Linked DNA regions of Homo sapiens: all the other regions are linked to region 2. Evidence: read pairs that join two places in POLR2A ChIA-PET (ENCODE). Cell type or tissue: MCF 10A. All regions are shown on one strand.

Region 1 (4,000 bases), 260 kb after region 2:
CATTTTACTTTGCTTCCCTGCATTTCGAAGCTGCTCTTTCTGGTCCTCCCCACCACCCCACCCCCAAGACTTGTGTTTGTTAATAGAAATAATTTTTTTAGGTATTGGGGATCCATTGTCTATATTTCAAATCAGTTTTTTTTCCTCAAAAACTTGTGTTTGTTATTAGAAATGATTTTTTAGATATTGGGGATCCAGTGTCCACACTTAAAAGTTGTATGTGTTTAAAAAACAACAACAGTAATGTGCAAGGTGAAATGCTTTTGGATAAACGTAAGCCTATTTTCTGACGTTTCTTAATGCAAACTCTTTGCCTTAAATGGTAGAATATTTAGAAATTTGCACAAAATTAAAAAAATAAACATTGTCTTGGAGGGTTAAAAAATAGAAAGGTGTATGTGTATAGATTCACATACACATATGTATATACAGGCTGACTTGATCTAGAACATTAAATCCGCCCTGCAAGTTAACCCCCCATTGCAATGGTTGCCTTAAGGTGTTTGCTAGTTGTGTACATAGTGTGGTTAATCATTAGCTACACTGCTTCCCACTTGATTAGAGCAATGGGAAGCATACTGTGGCCTACCAGCATCTGGAAGTGTGTGCTCGATCTGTATGTGTGCAGAGGTGGTGTGGATGTGAGCGTGCATGAAGGAAAAAAAGCTGCTACTCCTAGTAGGCCAAACGCTCAGGTTAAACAACTGACGAGTGTTACTGTAGGGTGTTTTTTTGTTTTTTTGTTTTTTTTCTTCTATCAAATTGCTACTTTTGTTGTGGAAGACAAAAGCATTTCCATTTCAACGAGTTTGTCAGCTTTATTAATGTTGGGCAAAAATTGATATGTCATGAAAATGAAACAGATCTATAGTTTTGGGACAAAATTATAAAATGAAATGTGTAGGTAACCTATTTATATACTGCTATAAAGTATTTTTTGAAGAGAGATATGCAAAGAAGCTATTACCTACATAAGAGGTATATTTAAAGATTTTTTTTTTCATCCTGGTGCCAGGAATATAAAAAAGAGTGGATATATTTAACCATAACATACTGTGATTCATCAAACAGCACAAACTTTCATTTCATGGAGTTTATCTGTTGACATTGATTTAAACTGTCACTTGTTTTATCATGTGGGAACATAAGTTATGTGGTCAAAAATATAAGGATTTTGAATTAATGTTGATTCAAGTTGTATTGTCTTATTGTATTGTCTTTTCAAAGTGCTGCCAGTTGAAAAGGGAAGCATTATGTTTACAAATCTGTTTTGAAATGTTTGCCAAAATTTTGGTAGTGTCTTTAATAAAGATGTTTGTCTCCAGCATCCAGAAAAATAAATGAATAACTTTGTTGTGTATCACTGTAAACCAGAAAAATGTTGGTTATCTAGAAAACTTGAGAGAGCATGTAGATTAACTTTTCTCTTTGGAGTTCTAAAACATTAACTGGAAAGATTAGATAATATACTAAATGTATACAGAAGTATACAGACTATACAAAGACTGAAACAAGTCCCTTTTGCACTACAACTCTATAACATTACCGCAGAAATTTTGGTTCTATGTAGCATGGACCTCCTAAGGAATTCTGTTTCTTTTAGCATTGAGATCCCTGGTGCTCTTTTTTTACCTCAGAATTGGTACAATCATTATTAAACGTTAATTTATTTCAAACTTTTTAATTGAAAAAAGGAAAGGGAAACTTAATTGGGGATAAATTCAGGCATCATATTATTATGATAGAGTCTCCTGAGTGGTTCGTCTATAGGTAATGAACTCATTGGTGTTATTTCTTGGACATCTTGGCCTTTTAATCAAAGACTGTGTGCTGCTATTTGCTATGAGCAAGGTTTCTCAAAAGCAAAAGGTGCTTGGACCATTTGGATCACCTGAGTTAGAATCTCTAGGTATAGGGCCCAAGTATCTGCATTTTCACAGGTTTCTTGTAGGTGACTTTCTGCAAGCTAAAGTATGAGAACCATTGGCTTGGATGTAGTTCTAAACTTTTAGGTCTGTAAATCTTGAAATCTTGAACTGAAGGTCAACTATTGGCTTTTTTTTTTTTTTAATGTCCATCATGTCAGCAGGTGCAAATCACTTTTCCCCTTTGCATGATCTGAGGCACCTCCTCAGTTGTTTCACTGCCAACTCTTGTTTCAGAACCTGTTTACAAACAAGCCTTCCAGTTGGTGAATGGTTAGCCATTGGAGCTCCTACCCTGTACATCAGCACATCTTCTGGTTTACAAGTTGGGTAACAATGAAAGCTGGAGATGCTAAATGGAAATCCAGCATTGCATACCCTTAGACCTGATCACATACCAGTAAAAGCCTTAATTTAGATGTTAGTTGTATGTGTTGGACAGATCCTTGCAAAAGTGTGTCTGTCTATTAGTTGTAAATTTGAAAATTATAAATCTCTGAATCTGCTACTATCCAAGTTTCATCCCTTTTGAAGATGAGGCATGAGCCTATTAAAATATTTATAATCATTTTTCGTCCCCTACTGCAAGACTTTTAGATTCTTACAAATGATTACTACAGGAATAGTGGCCACTTAATGTCAGTTACTCCGGTGGAAGAATTTATCTAGTTTTTTTTCTTTTCTTTTTTGGAAGGATGGTGTGAAAAATAGCAAGATTAGAGAATGAGTTGTATAGTTTTTTCTATCACATTTCATCTAAAATGATTTGAAGGACTTTTGAAGATTTTTACCAACATCCTTAAATCAACTCCAGGTTGGATGAACAACTGATTTAAAACAAACTAAGAGAACATTAACTAGATGTGGGCTTTTTAAAATATATAGGTATTGCATTTCCTACCTTGTTATTTATTCCACTTTGAATACTTTAGAGGGCTTAACTTTCAACTCTTTAAGGTAGTAATGGATAGTTTTATACTTGTTCTCACAAAATTGTTATGGTCAGTTTATATCATTGCTCCATGCATTGATTATAAAAATTCAGTATTAATTTTTTCTGATCTTATAAGCTTTATAGGAGTTTTCTTTTCTCTTATAAAGTGTTTCACCTTATGTAAAACAAATGCCTGCTTGCATATTGGAAGATGTTGAAATTAGTTTTAGACAAAAGTGGTCCATCAATTCAGACACTCTGCTTGGATGCCTTACCCTTTTCATTAGTGCATTCTTTGCTTCTGAAACTTGGCAGAAACTCGTTAGCCAGTCCACTGCCTTTCTGACAATGTGTGGAGTCACGTATGCTTGGTATATGCCTTTACTACTTTTAAAGTTCTACAGTTTATTACTTGCCCAAGTGTTACTAAATCCTTTTCTTATGTGTACTGGATGGAGAAAAAATTATAGCCAGCACTTTGAGAGGAAAGTTTTCAGAAACAATATTAACTGGCACTACTAACTGAAGGCCACAGGAGATGCTATCAATGTTATTTGTAATCTGAAGATTGAACAAGGCTGTGAGGCTCATTTCAAACTATTTTGAGGTGTTAAAATATATATATGCTGTTTCTCAGCTGTTCCACTCAAACCGTGTTAGGACTCTCAAAGGTAAAATGTCACAGGGGCTTTTCAGTTGTTACAGAGCTCAGCAGCTGTGGTTGCCCCTGTTCTACACCAATTTCAGTTCAATAAAAATGTTAACTTTGCAATTCTGGTACTTGTTTTTCCTTTGTCTCATTTCAAGCCTCTTTGTCTTAAAAACAAACAGAAAGAGCCTATGACAAAGTATTAGCAGAGATATTACTTGTTAGGGCTCTAGGAAGTGGGAGCAGGGAATTTGCTCCAGGGATCTTTTTCTAAGTGTAGGACAGGCCCTCCAGGGACAACTTCTACTAGGGGAACAATAATCATAGTTACCATTTATGGAAGGTTTCCTTTTTGTTACACATTTTTGCTGCATTATCCCATTTCTCCTCACCACCTGTTATCTCCATTTTACAGGTGGGCAAACTAAGTCATAAAGAAGTTAAGAAACTTGCCTATCACACAGCTAGTAAATGGCAGAGCCTGGGAAGTCT
Region 2 (4,000 bases):
AAATAGGTCTCCTCCACTACCACCCTCTGCACTATCCTTTAAGAGCAGTTTTATGATTCTTTTTAATTTGCTTATTAATTTTTTAGAGATGGGGCCTCACTATGTTGCCCAGGCTGGACTTGAACTCCTGGACTCAAGTGATCCTCATGCCTCAACCTCTTGAAAAGCTAGGACTACAGGCACACACTACCTCACCTGGTGTCACGGTTTTATAATTCAACATTTTATTTATTTACTAGCATAATCAAGTTAGGATAGTAAAGAAACTGGAATCAGTATGTGCAGACAGAAAGCAATTGATCCTCTCCTTCCTCTGCCTCTTTGAATCTGCTGTCTTCATATGTTCTTTCCTGTCTCTAGATGAAAAATCTCCACCAGTCCCATAGCTATCACAGTCACTTCCAAGTCTTAAACAAATAGTCTGTTTTCTAGGGTGATTTTAATATCAGAACTCTAAACCTAAGTTAACCAATGATTCCTCCCCTCTCACAGCTCAGATCTGCTTCTGATCCAGGCAAGGAAGCTCATCAGGAAGACAGCCTTGTCAGCTTTCTCCTCACTCCACCTCCTCCCATCTTTGTAGTTGTGGATTGTGGCTCTTCAGGTTTGGGGCAGCAGATGGAGAAGAGGGGAATATAGGTCTGTCTTGTCAGATGTCACTGTAATCTGGGGTTTTTACCTCTGCATCTGGCAGATAACCAAGCTTCCCAGGCCTGCTCTTTATGGGGTTTTCAGAGGCCCTGCCCCCCACAGCTGCTTTGCCAGGCAATAGTCTTTCGGGTTGGTCCCTTAAGAATCTTCCCCACCATCCCACTCTGCCACTCCATTCTAGAGACCTGTCTCTTTCCAGAGTCACCTCACTCCGTAGTTTCTCCCTCTTAAGTTGCTGCCAAGATGACCCAGTCTGCTCCTTCCTCAGAGTCAGTTTTTACCCAGTCAACTATGGAAGGGCTGGCCATTCTCAATACAGCATCTCTTCTCTCCACTGCCCCTGCCTCTGCCTTGAGATGCCTCATATGTCAGTCCCCAAGTCCCCCAGATTCAGGAAACACAGGACAGCGTTCTCTCTGAGTGGTTCCCTGGAAGCCTCCTCCCTACTAGTTTTGAGAGTGGGGGATACACAGCTCCTCCCTGCAGTGAGGGGAACCTTACAGCACAGTGACAACTCTCCTCAAGAAATCCCCTCTACCAACACTGAAACCTCCAAGAACGCTAAGCCTTCTCCTCAACCCTGGAGCCCTGGAGGTAGATGATGGGTTCTGACTGGCAGAACCAGTACCTTTTCCACCAGTCCTGCAGAGGTAGTCTAGCACCTCAGTTTAGAAAGCCAAGGGACTTGACACCTACTGCTTTGTTCTCTGGTGCCTCAGCCAAAACTGAGACAGAGAGATCCTGTTACACTTGTTTGTGGGCAGTCTCCCCCATTAAGCTATAAACTCCAGGAGGTAGGGACCTTGGCTGTTTTATTCACCAATGTATCAGCAGAATGCCCTGCATAAACTCCCAGTGGGTATTTAACAAATATTTTTTGAGATAACAAATATACAATAGGATGAAGATGGTGATGACACAGTCACCATTTTACTAAAGAAGGAAAAAAAAAGATGAGGGAACTTTTATGTTTATCAATAAAATATCTGATCTTGAAATAAGTTACCTTGTTATTCCTTCCCCTGAAAGAAGCTCCTGAAAGACCTAAGTTTAAATCTTAGAGCTAAAGTTTTTGTTTCAAGTCCAAAAATGCCTGAGGCTCAGACAGCGAATGCTTACACAAGAATTAACAGATTGGATGCTAGCTGATGATGCTAATGTCAATTCTTTGTCTAGACATGCAATGCCAGTTCTGCTGACACATTCTCTTAGAGCATTTTTTTGCAGGATGTGAAACTGGCCTCTGGGTCAGTGATATTCAGAAATAAATCTGGACCTCTGCAGAGAAAACCCTTCAAAGTAACCCTAACCCCCATGATTTGCCCTTAATGAGTCTCATCAAGCTCCTTTTTCACAGGGGCAGCCTTGGAAAAATAGGGAGGCACCACTGCATTTCAATGAGGCTGATGCCATGTTCTTCTCACTTGGCAAAAGCATGGGAAGGAAGAAAGAAGCTGAAAAAGCAAATTCCCCCAGACTCATTCCATGACAAACAGACCAAGTGCATAGGGATGGTGATGGATAACAAGAGCTGCTAGAAAAATAGCCTAGCAAATATCCTCCCCATGTGAAAACTTCTTCCATCCATCAATAAGGCACTGTGGGGTAGGAGGAGGTGTTTTAGAGTTCGGCCTCCAGCCCCAGGAGGAATGGGAAGGAGTTATGGAGGGAGTCTTGCCTTACAAGTTTGTGCCTGCAGTGTACACACAGCTTCCTCACAGACAAGTCTCATTCCCCAATTCCCTTCTGTGCTCTTCAGCAGAACTGATGACAGAGAGAAGACTCCATACGCCAAGTCAAAGCCAAGGAAACTGTCTCTTGTAATAATTTCCACTTAAAAATAAATATTTAAGAGAATAGAAATTTTGATTGAATTAAGATTCACCTAAGAAGGATTCTTCCAAACACAAATATAACAGTTTCAAAATTCTGCAATAGAAATTTAGACTTTAGAAAATGTGTCTTCAGATGCCCCACACTTTACAAGTAAAGACACTAGGCTCTTAAGATGCTAAGTGACGTGACCAAGGTCACACAGCTCTTCTCACTGGAGTCTGCTTCTTCCAACTCTAGCCTCTTGCTCTTTCCACTGTTATACAGTCTTCCGTGTATAGTTAGGCATTTCTTCACCTAGCTCAGGTAGGGATCAGATAACTTGATTTAATAGTTTCCAGTTTTTATAACTACACATCATTCTATTGCTCTAGCATATATTAAACCAAAAGAGTGTCCCTGATTCCAGAAATTTAACTTCAGAGTTACACAAGATGTGTTGGCCTAAGCACATAAACTGAAGTTTTATCCTAACGCTGACTCTGACTCACCAGAACGTGTTGGGCTAGGCATGAAATTGTCTCAGTTTCTTCATCTGTTCAGTGGGGAGAGTAATGCTGATCTGTACTTATTCATTTAAAGAAACTGCCTGCCTAGAAACTACCGAATAATTGTGGTGAAAAAGCTTATGAAGATTCTAATTATAAACTAAAGCCATATAATGAAGGCATCAAAACACATAATTCAGACGCTTTCTAATAATCATGACAGACAGTATTTTAGTGTGCCGAACAGACAGGTGACTGCTACCAATCAAGCATATTTCCACAAAAAAAATCATTATCATATTGTTTCAACATATCAGAGGTGTTGATTAAGCCAACAGAATTTGAGAGACAAAATTAAAATGGAAATTTGCCTCAAACCTGCTGAGACTGGGTACATAGCATGTTCCTGAGGTTTTATCTGCCAAACAAATCTTCCCATCAGCAGAAGAAAACTAGGAACTATTTTCTCATGACCAAAGAGTCCCTGTGTGACCAATAGTCCCTCTCACAGTGTCAATTTTGTGAAGTCACCGTAAGAAAAGAATTCCAGACAAAAGATAGGCAATAGCAATAAGTCCGATGATGAAATTGAACCAAACTTCTGTTTTGTTTCTCACTGACAATATTCTGTACCACATTTTCTAATACTGAGCTAACAGTGGGATTCATGTGGATGGATGGGATAAAAATTAATTTCTTTTTTTATTTTCAAAAATGACCATAAGATGGTTTTAAAGTGCTGATAATGTCCTGTTGCTGATCTGCACAGGCTATCTAGACTACGGCAGCATAAGTAATCACTTTGACACTTACCTAAAGAATTGTGTGGTTGGCAAAATGAGAAAGAAAAAGAGGTGGTGGCTTCTTTAATCAGTCTTCAATAGAACAGCTAGAATGATGTAACAAAGCCTTACCAAATTATTTGTTCTTTTGTTTTTTTGGGGTTTTTGTTTTGTTTTGTTTTGTTTTGTTTTGTTTTTGAGACGGAGTCTCGCTCTGTCGCCCAGGCTGGAGTGCAGTGGTGCGAT
Region 3 (4,000 bases), 95 kb before region 2:
ATTTAAAAAGTTTTGATCCTTCCATAGGTTAATTCCCGTTTTCTAGAACCTCTATTAATTACTAAAATTATTATACTTCAATATTTACCTTTAAGGTACATGGTCACTTATCTAGCTACCTAATAGTTGGCCAGATCGAAGCCAAGCCAGGAAATGTGAAAGTGGGTGAAATATGTCAAATTCAAATTACTGGGGAGTGAAGCTGGCAATTTGAGGGGAGGAAAGGAGACTTAAAAAGGTAGATGTACTGAGAAACTTGCTTCCAATTACTCTCTTACTCTTCAAGAACACATTGGTACCAGTTCTTGTACCCTGCAAGCTAGCAACTGTGCCAGTGGAGTGAGAAAGGTGGGCTATTTCTTCTTCATAAAGGACTTAGAATGCTCGTTCACAATTCTAGCTGATCCTCAGAGCTGCTTGTTAAGAAAACAGGTTTCCGCTTTGGCTCACGCCTGTAATCCCAGCACTCTGGGAGCTGAGGCGGGCAGATCACAAGGTCAGGAAATCGAGACCATCCTGGGTAACACAGTGAAACCCCGTCTCTACTGAAAATACAAAAAGAAATTAGCCGGGCATGGTGGCGGGTGCCTGTAGTCCCAGCTACTCGGGAGGCTGAGGCAGGAGAATGGCCTGAACCCCGGAGGCGGAGCTTGCAGTGAGCCGAGATCGTGCCACTGCACTCCAGCCTGGGCGACAGAGCAAGACTCCGTCTCAAAAAAAAAAAAAGGAAGACAGACAGGTTTCCAGGATCCACCCTTGGATATGCTAGTTTGGAAGGTTTGGTTGGGATGCTGGAGTCTGTGTTTTTTAAATCTCTGCCAAGTTTGGAACCTCTGACCAGGGATGCTATGGTTTTGAGAGGTTCTCTGAGTGCCTGGGCTTCTCAGTTCAACTACCTCTACCTTCAGGATTTACAATCACCTGCCTCCTCAATCCAAATGGTAGTTGGTGCTGCTTCTGGGATACACTTAGATTCAGCCGGGTCCTGCGCTGTGAACACACAGAGTTCATTCTCCCATATAAGACCAGTCAGCCTCATAGCTAGCACCCTAAGAAGTTCAAAGACATTAAGACAGAACAAGAAACAATAACATTTGCCGTAAGTCCCCCCAGCTGCATGGATTTTCCAAATACAATCTCACATAGACCAAGTCTTTAAACTAAAACTAATCATCAGTAATGGATTTGAATATGCAGAACCTTCCTGCATGTGTAGAACCAAAGCCTAGTTATGCTTCTTTGGTATTTCAGCCTGCCAGTGTCTACTCACTATTTGTTTTTTTTTTTTTTTTCCATTACACAGAGAGCAAACACTGATAGCCCTGAACACACAGAAAATTTCTTCTGTGTAAACTAAGTAAACTCTGTTGTCAGTGGGGCAAATTGTTAACCTCTTCCCTTCTATTGCTTAACAGGGAGAGTATATAGTGTGAAACTAAGGGAAGGAAAAAGATAAAAATTTACAGTTTTCTGTACACTCCTATGAGATCCCTGTTATGAGTGTTAGAACAGTTAAAGATAAAGTGGTTGCCAGCTTTGACTATAGATGCTCTAAAAGTTTCCACACAACCATTACTTTCTAGCTCCTTGGAGGCTAGTATTGTGGTTATTTATCTCTGGCTCTGCACAAGTGTGTCTAAAACCTTACTGCCAGTATTGATATATTCGGGACTCTATCCAGTTTTTCTTCAGCAAAGAAAAAACTTTTACACTTTTGCTGCATAGCATAAACCTAAAATTTAATGAACTAAAATTCTCTAGAATTTAGAAAGTTTTCTAAATATGTCATAGTATGAATGTATGTGATTTGAGTAGGATGGACTGGGGTTAAGGGAACAAAAAGGAAGGAAGATTTTTTGTAGTCTGTTTAAATAAATTGTGAGTGGATTACCTCTACTAAAAAGAGGAATAGTTATAATTGCTTTTGATAGACATATTTTAGATTTAATCTAAATAATCTACAAAAGTTCTTTGCTCCGCATGCCATTTTGCCACCTCACTCTAAAACATATCCCCTAAGGCTATATTTACCCACACTCATGAATATCTTAATTACCCACAAAGTCACTCAATAAATATTTAATGAAATAATGAATAGACGCCACTTAAAAATTTTCACACCACTTAAAAATTAACATCCCAAGTTTAGAAACAAAAAGAATTTTACAATTTAAGAAAATGAAAATGTGTTATAGTAGAAAAAGTGCAGGCTTTGTAGTGAGCAGAACTGGGCTGGAATTCTAGTTAGCTGATAACTAATGAACAAGCCTCAACCATTCAGCTTTCCCGTGTATAAAATGGGGTAAATATTATTTACAGACTTGCTATAAAGATCAGAAATAATATCTGTGAATCTCCAAATAATGTCCGGTATCTATAATTTTGGTGGTGATGATGAGTTTTCTTAAAGAATTAATGCTACTGTGAAACAGCTATTTATTTCCATAATTTTTCATTTTCCAACTTTTTCTGTGTCGGATAATTCTACTATGGTTTTATTATTTTGCTTACCATATTTCCCAGAACAATACAACACTATATTTAGAAGGAATAAGAAATCATAATTCAAAGCAAAATACAAATAATTTAAAGTCTTGTGGAATATTACTTAATTGCAATGTTTGGAGCTTTCCTGAAATCTTCTCTTTATTTATCAAAATTATTGGATCTCAATAAATAGAAAGTCATTTTATTTATTGAGTGAATTTATTGGAAAGATACAAGGAAGCTCATAGAACTGGAAAAAATGCTTTATGATCAGACTTTGGGAAGAACAGAAACTACACTGCCCTGGGGATCAAGGTAGAGGAACTAAGGGAGTGCCTTAGGGCAGTGTGGTCAGAATATTCCAACTCTAGCCACTTTCTAACCTTAACGTCACTCTGCTTAAGAATAATAAGAGTGCACTCATGTACTGCTTACCCTATGCAGTAATGCTTCTAAATACTTTGCATGTTATTAACACACTTAATCCATACAATAGTTTTATGAGGTAGGTAATTCTCAGGAAAAGAACACTCTCATAGGTATGGCTTGAGTCAAGTGCTCATGCATTTGGGAAGGGGTACCTCATGTGATACTGCCATTAAGATAAGATGGAATAGGGAGAGGTCGGGGTAGTTTTACCCAAAGTAGGGTTAAATGAATCTGGGCAGAAAAAATCCGCAGATGTCCACAGACAAAATCCACTACATTTGATAAAACCCACATGCCTGACTCTGAGGGATGCATATCTCTATTTCTGGCGAGCAAAATATTTTTTATTGGTGGCATTCACTGACCAGCATTTAGAAAGTTCAGAAATAAAAAGCCTCTTCTCCAGAAACTGCATCTATATTTTTTCTCTTACTATATGTGGATAGAGATATAGCAGTACTTAAAGTAAATATGTGACTGCATATTGGTGCCATTACTAATAAAAGGAAAAATCATGTGTATTTAACCAAAAAAAATTTTAAAAATGTAAATTCAGTCAAGCTTAACTTTTCTGACTCCACAAAGTCTAGGAACCACAGAGGAAGAAAATTCTTCTTCCATTACCCTAGGATTAGTGAGCAAAACGTTCTTCAGTCTCTTGTAACAGCTTGGTAAAAAAAAAAAAAAATTCTCTATTGATTTGCTTAAATAAATAAAACTTCCATTGCCAGAGAGAAAAAAGGCATTTAGTTATGCTGAGTACTTCTATTTTTAAAAAATAATCCCAATGTTTGACCTGTAAAGAAAAAAAAAAAAAAACAGTTGCTGCTGATAAATCATCATACTATTATAATGGGAAGTACTTTGAGAAGGGTGGAAACCATACCTTATTTATCCTTATATGTGTTCTGCCTAACACAGAAATATAAGGAATGCAGCCAAGATTTATGTTACAAATTAAGGAATAAATTTTGAACGTATTTATAGAGTAGTCCCAGTTTTTATCATGCCACACTATCATTATTGCCATTTGATGTATCCAAAAAAGAAATATGAAGAAACCTCAATGATTTCAGCATATGCA
Region 4 (4,000 bases), 140 kb before region 2:
AAATAGAGCATTTCAATACAGGATGAAAATAACATCAAGTGAGAAGGCCTCTATGCTGACAGCTGCACAGAACTATTTACTTTCCTCTACCATGTGAAGTAGAGTGACCTTTCCAAAGCCTGGCGGCTAGAAATAGTCAACGAAATGCTGGCAACCTTAGCTGGTGACTTAGTTGTTTTAAATGAGAAAATGTATATAAACATATCACTTAGGTTTGGACACTTGCAAAAATATTGAAAGATCAAATATTTCTAGAATCTGCATAAATGCTTACAGATTTCTATATCAGACACTGCAAAGGGAAATGTTCAGAGACTGGCAATTTCTTTTCTACACAACATGTGTTTCTTCTGTGTAGACAGAGAAAAGCAAATCAACTTCCTGGACATTACAGTGAGAACTGGTTCAGGTGGACCCATGCTAGTCAAACCAAAACAGTCATTTATAAAACTCTATGCCATAGGGTTCATAGGATTCCAGGAAAAGACTTCTAAAATGCTCCCTGAGGTGAGCTACATTGAAGAAGCATACTGCAAATTTAAAAATAAAAACAACAGGTCAGTTTTCTTCCACATATTTTCTTCAAACCATTGTGACTCTAAGTCCAAAAGAGTTATATATAGGAATGAAATAAACACAAAGGCAGAGGAAAAGACAGCCCAAGTCAATGCATAGAGATAGCACATGATCTAATTTTTTTAAGTTGTTAGCTAGTTGAACATTTTACATAGCAATACATTGAGTCAAAAATGAGTTGACTCAGTAAAATAAATATTTGAATAGAATGAAACTTACAATAAAAATAATTCAGGGCCAGGCACAGTGGCTCATGCCTGTAATCCCAGCACTTTGGGAGACTGAGGCTGGTGGATCACCTGAGGTCAGGAGTTCAAGACCAGCCTGGCCAACATGGTGAAACCCCATCTCTACTAAAAATACAAAAATTAGCCAGGCGTGGTGTTGGGTGCCTGTAATCCCAGCTACTCGGGAGGCTGAGGCAGAGAGAATTGCTTAAAACCCAGGAGGCAGAGGTTGCAGTGAGCTGAGATTGGGCTACTGCACACCAGCCTGGACGACAGAGCAAGACTGTGTCTCAAAATAATAATAATAATAATCTGGCATTTACTTATATTATGCATCACTATATGACGATGAGGCCTAAGCTTTTATAAACAATACACATATTCTAAATACTATCTTAGTATAGTCAAATTGAGTGCTTCTAGAGTTCTCTGGAAGGAGAAGAAAGAGGAACCCCTAAAGATTAATGAACTCACAACACAAAAGAATCTAGAGGCCAGGCGCGGTGGCTCATGCCTGTAATCCCAGCACTTTGGAAGGCTGAGGCAGGCAGATCACAAGGTCAGGAGTTCAAGACCAGCCTGACAAACATGGTAAAGCCCATCTCTACTAAAAATACAAAAATTAGCCGGGGCGTGGTGGTGGGTGCCTGTAATCCCAGCTACTCGGGAGGCTGAGACAGGAGAATCACTTGAAACGGAAGGTGGAGGTTGCAGTGAGCTGAGATCGTGCCACTGCACTCCAGTCTGGGCAAAAAGAGTGAAACTCTGTCTCAAAACAAACAAACAAACAAAATCTAGAGACCAGCCTTTCTGCTTCTGGGAAATGGGACTCCATGATCTAAAGGCTCAAGAACTAAGAACCACAGATTTTCTGCCATTCCACCCTAACCTCCCCTCAGGGCTGCCTTGTACACCTCTGGGGGAGGAGCTGGCACCATTCATATTCTAGATCATGTGAATGGAGGCCACTGGAATTGTGCAACATGACAGGGTTGAATCCCGGCCAGAGAAGAATATTAGGAGGAGTTGGCTGCTGTTTGCACTCCTCCACCCCTATTCGTACTTTGATTTTCCATTCAAACATTTATTCAACAACTATTTGTGGAGAACTATATCAGTCGGGACTCTTTAATGAAGACGTCAGAAAACCAAACTCCAGCTGGCTTAATCAAAAAGGGAATTTATTGTTTCATGTATACAGGCTTTAAGTGAATAGCTGCTGTCATCAGAATTAAGTGTCGCTCCCTATCCCTTCACTCCACTTCCTCTGTGTTGACTCTAATTCTGTGACAGTGTTTGGGTCATCCTTGTGACGCAGTGGGCAGCGCGTCAGTCTCATTATCTGATAGAACTTTGTAAATTATTTAGCACTGTATGAGCTACTAAAAGACAAAATTCTCCCAGTTAATAATCATCCCATTCTCCTAACTTTAGTATTAATTCCAAAATCAACATAATCACCTTGTGAGAACATTAACCCATTATTTAGTAGGTGAATAAGTCTTAAGGAATAATCTCAAAGTCACAACCTTAGATAAAACAGAGGCAATTCAGTCTGAATTGGGCTTGTTGGGGGTAGAGCTTGGGCACCAGCAATTTTAACAACTCTCCAGGTGATAAGACCAGTGGCCTGTGCATTCAACAGATAACGTTGAGAACTAATTTGTCTACATTTGTGAAAGGTTTAAAACAATTCAGTAGTTATTATGACATTAAAACATATTTACGTTATACAACTGAGAAGCTCTTATTGGAAACGGAGTCCTAAGGATGGATGTTACGGGTTTTCCAAAATACCTAGGATCTACAGAAGTCTCGAAGCTCTGTTTAAATTTCATTCTTGATGCCTACTCTGACCTTTGGATAGCATCTATTCACATATAATTTTAGGACAAAATCAGGGTAAAGCTTGAAGCCTCTGTTTGTAGTGATATCATCTTTGAGATATTAACATATGCGTCTTTTTTCTTCCAGTGTTTGCCTCTTTCCTTCTCATTCAAACAGAGAGTAATCCTAAGGAGAAGGGTGAAAAAAGGCAGAAAGCACAAAAGTCTGAATTGTTCTAGGTTTGGCTTTCAAATGCCTAAGAACTTAAGTAGAAAATAGCCAGAGTAGAGACAAAATATTTGGAAGAAACAGGAAAGAAAGATTCTGTATCTGTCATCGGCACACCTTCCCCACCACACACACACACACACACACACACACACACACACACACACACGCAGACTGGGAATCAGTCTTCTATTGATCATAATAGCAGAGACTTTGGAAGATCTTACAGGGAGGATCCTATGGGTCTATGACTCCTGGAGAGAAAGCATAACTGTGATAAGCCTAAGCAGAAGAAACTATAGAAAGCTAAGTCTTCCATGCTCCCCTCTCCCCAGAGCTTGGCACAAAAATAGCAACAATTTTCCTGAGCCCCATTCACCTCCACCAAGATTGGCATAGAATTAAGAGAGAGAAATGAATGAGTTAAGTGAGCCATGTGGATACCAACAGGAGAACTCTGAACTGTCTAGCCTCAGCAAGACCAAGACTAAAGTTATTGGTCATTTGACATTTGTTCATCTTTCTTCCGGGAAAAAAAAAGGAATTTGACAAAGATGAACTGTCATCTTGTAGAATGGAGGACCATGAAACTTGAGCCATTCTATTCTCCAAAGAGAATTTGTACACATTACAAGGGGAAGTAAAAAGCAGGGGGTTATTGACAAAGCCTTTGCATCTATTCATAGGAGTGCTTATATGCTTGTGTATTAGCTATCTACAGCTGCATAACAAATTATCCCAAAACTCACTGGCTTTAAATTATAATAATTGTTTATTACCTCACACAGTTTCTGTGGATCAAGAATTTAGGAGTGTGAGCTTTCATTTTAGCTCAGGCTCTCTCAAGAGTCAAGATTTCAGCTGAGACTACAGTCATATGAAGGTTTGATTGTGTCTGGAAGATCTGCTTCCAAGATGATTCATTCACATGGCTAGTATGTTCACCTTGTCTGTTGGTGGAGAGCCTCAGTTGTTCTCTGTAAAGCTGCTTGAATATCCTCAGAACATGGTGGCTGTTTTCCTCCAGAGGGAGAGATTCAAGAGAAGGCAAGGTGGAAGTCACATTTTCTTTCATAACCAAGCTTCAGAAGTTGCTCACTGTCATTTCCCCCAAGGTCCTATAGATTACACACGTAAAGCCT

The links. ChIA-PET counts read pairs that join two places held together with the same protein. Peaks named below come from ENCODE experiments on the same cell type or tissue, not always from the same donor. Only the 100,000 strongest peaks of a DNase experiment are listed, where the experiment ranks them.
Region 1: POLR2A ChIA-PET joins it to region 2 with 5 read pairs; 2 of 35 experiments call an interaction of 5 or more read pairs at or near these places.
Region 3: POLR2A ChIA-PET joins it to region 2 with 5 read pairs; 5 of 35 experiments call an interaction of 5 or more read pairs at or near these places.
Region 4: POLR2A ChIA-PET joins it to region 2 with 5 read pairs; 2 of 35 experiments call an interaction of 5 or more read pairs at or near these places.

The regions. Positions count from the first base shown.
Region 1 is chr5:95,884,729-95,888,728 of GRCh38, reverse strand. ELL2 (elongation factor for RNA polymerase II 2) reads left to right here. Exons shown (of 12, transcript NM_012081.6): 12 at 1-3,631. Among named protein-coding and RNA genes, the nearest start is that of LINC01554, 34 kb to the right of the region's middle. In MCF 10A, no CTCF peak of the experiment used is centred here; no DNase peak of the experiment used is centred here.
Region 2 is chr5:96,147,555-96,151,554 of GRCh38, reverse strand. The region is part of intron 1 of LOC101929710 (a long non-coding RNA gene); the gene reads right to left. It also overlaps a transcript of CAST not described here. Among named protein-coding and RNA genes, the nearest start is that of MIR583, 70 kb to the right of the region's middle. In MCF 10A, no CTCF peak of the experiment used is centred here; a DNase peak (open chromatin) is centred at 1,784.
Region 3 is chr5:96,242,914-96,246,913 of GRCh38, reverse strand. The region is part of intron 1 of LOC101929710 (a long non-coding RNA gene); the gene reads right to left. It also overlaps a transcript of CAST not described here. Among named protein-coding and RNA genes, the nearest start is that of MIR583, 170 kb to the right of the region's middle. In MCF 10A, no CTCF peak of the experiment used is centred here; no DNase peak of the experiment used is centred here.
Region 4 is chr5:96,290,871-96,294,870 of GRCh38, reverse strand. The region is part of intron 1 of LOC101929710 (a long non-coding RNA gene); the gene reads right to left. It also overlaps a transcript of CAST not described here. Among named protein-coding and RNA genes, the nearest start is that of PCSK1, 140 kb to the left of the region's middle. In MCF 10A, no CTCF peak of the experiment used is centred here; a DNase peak (open chromatin) is centred at 1,760.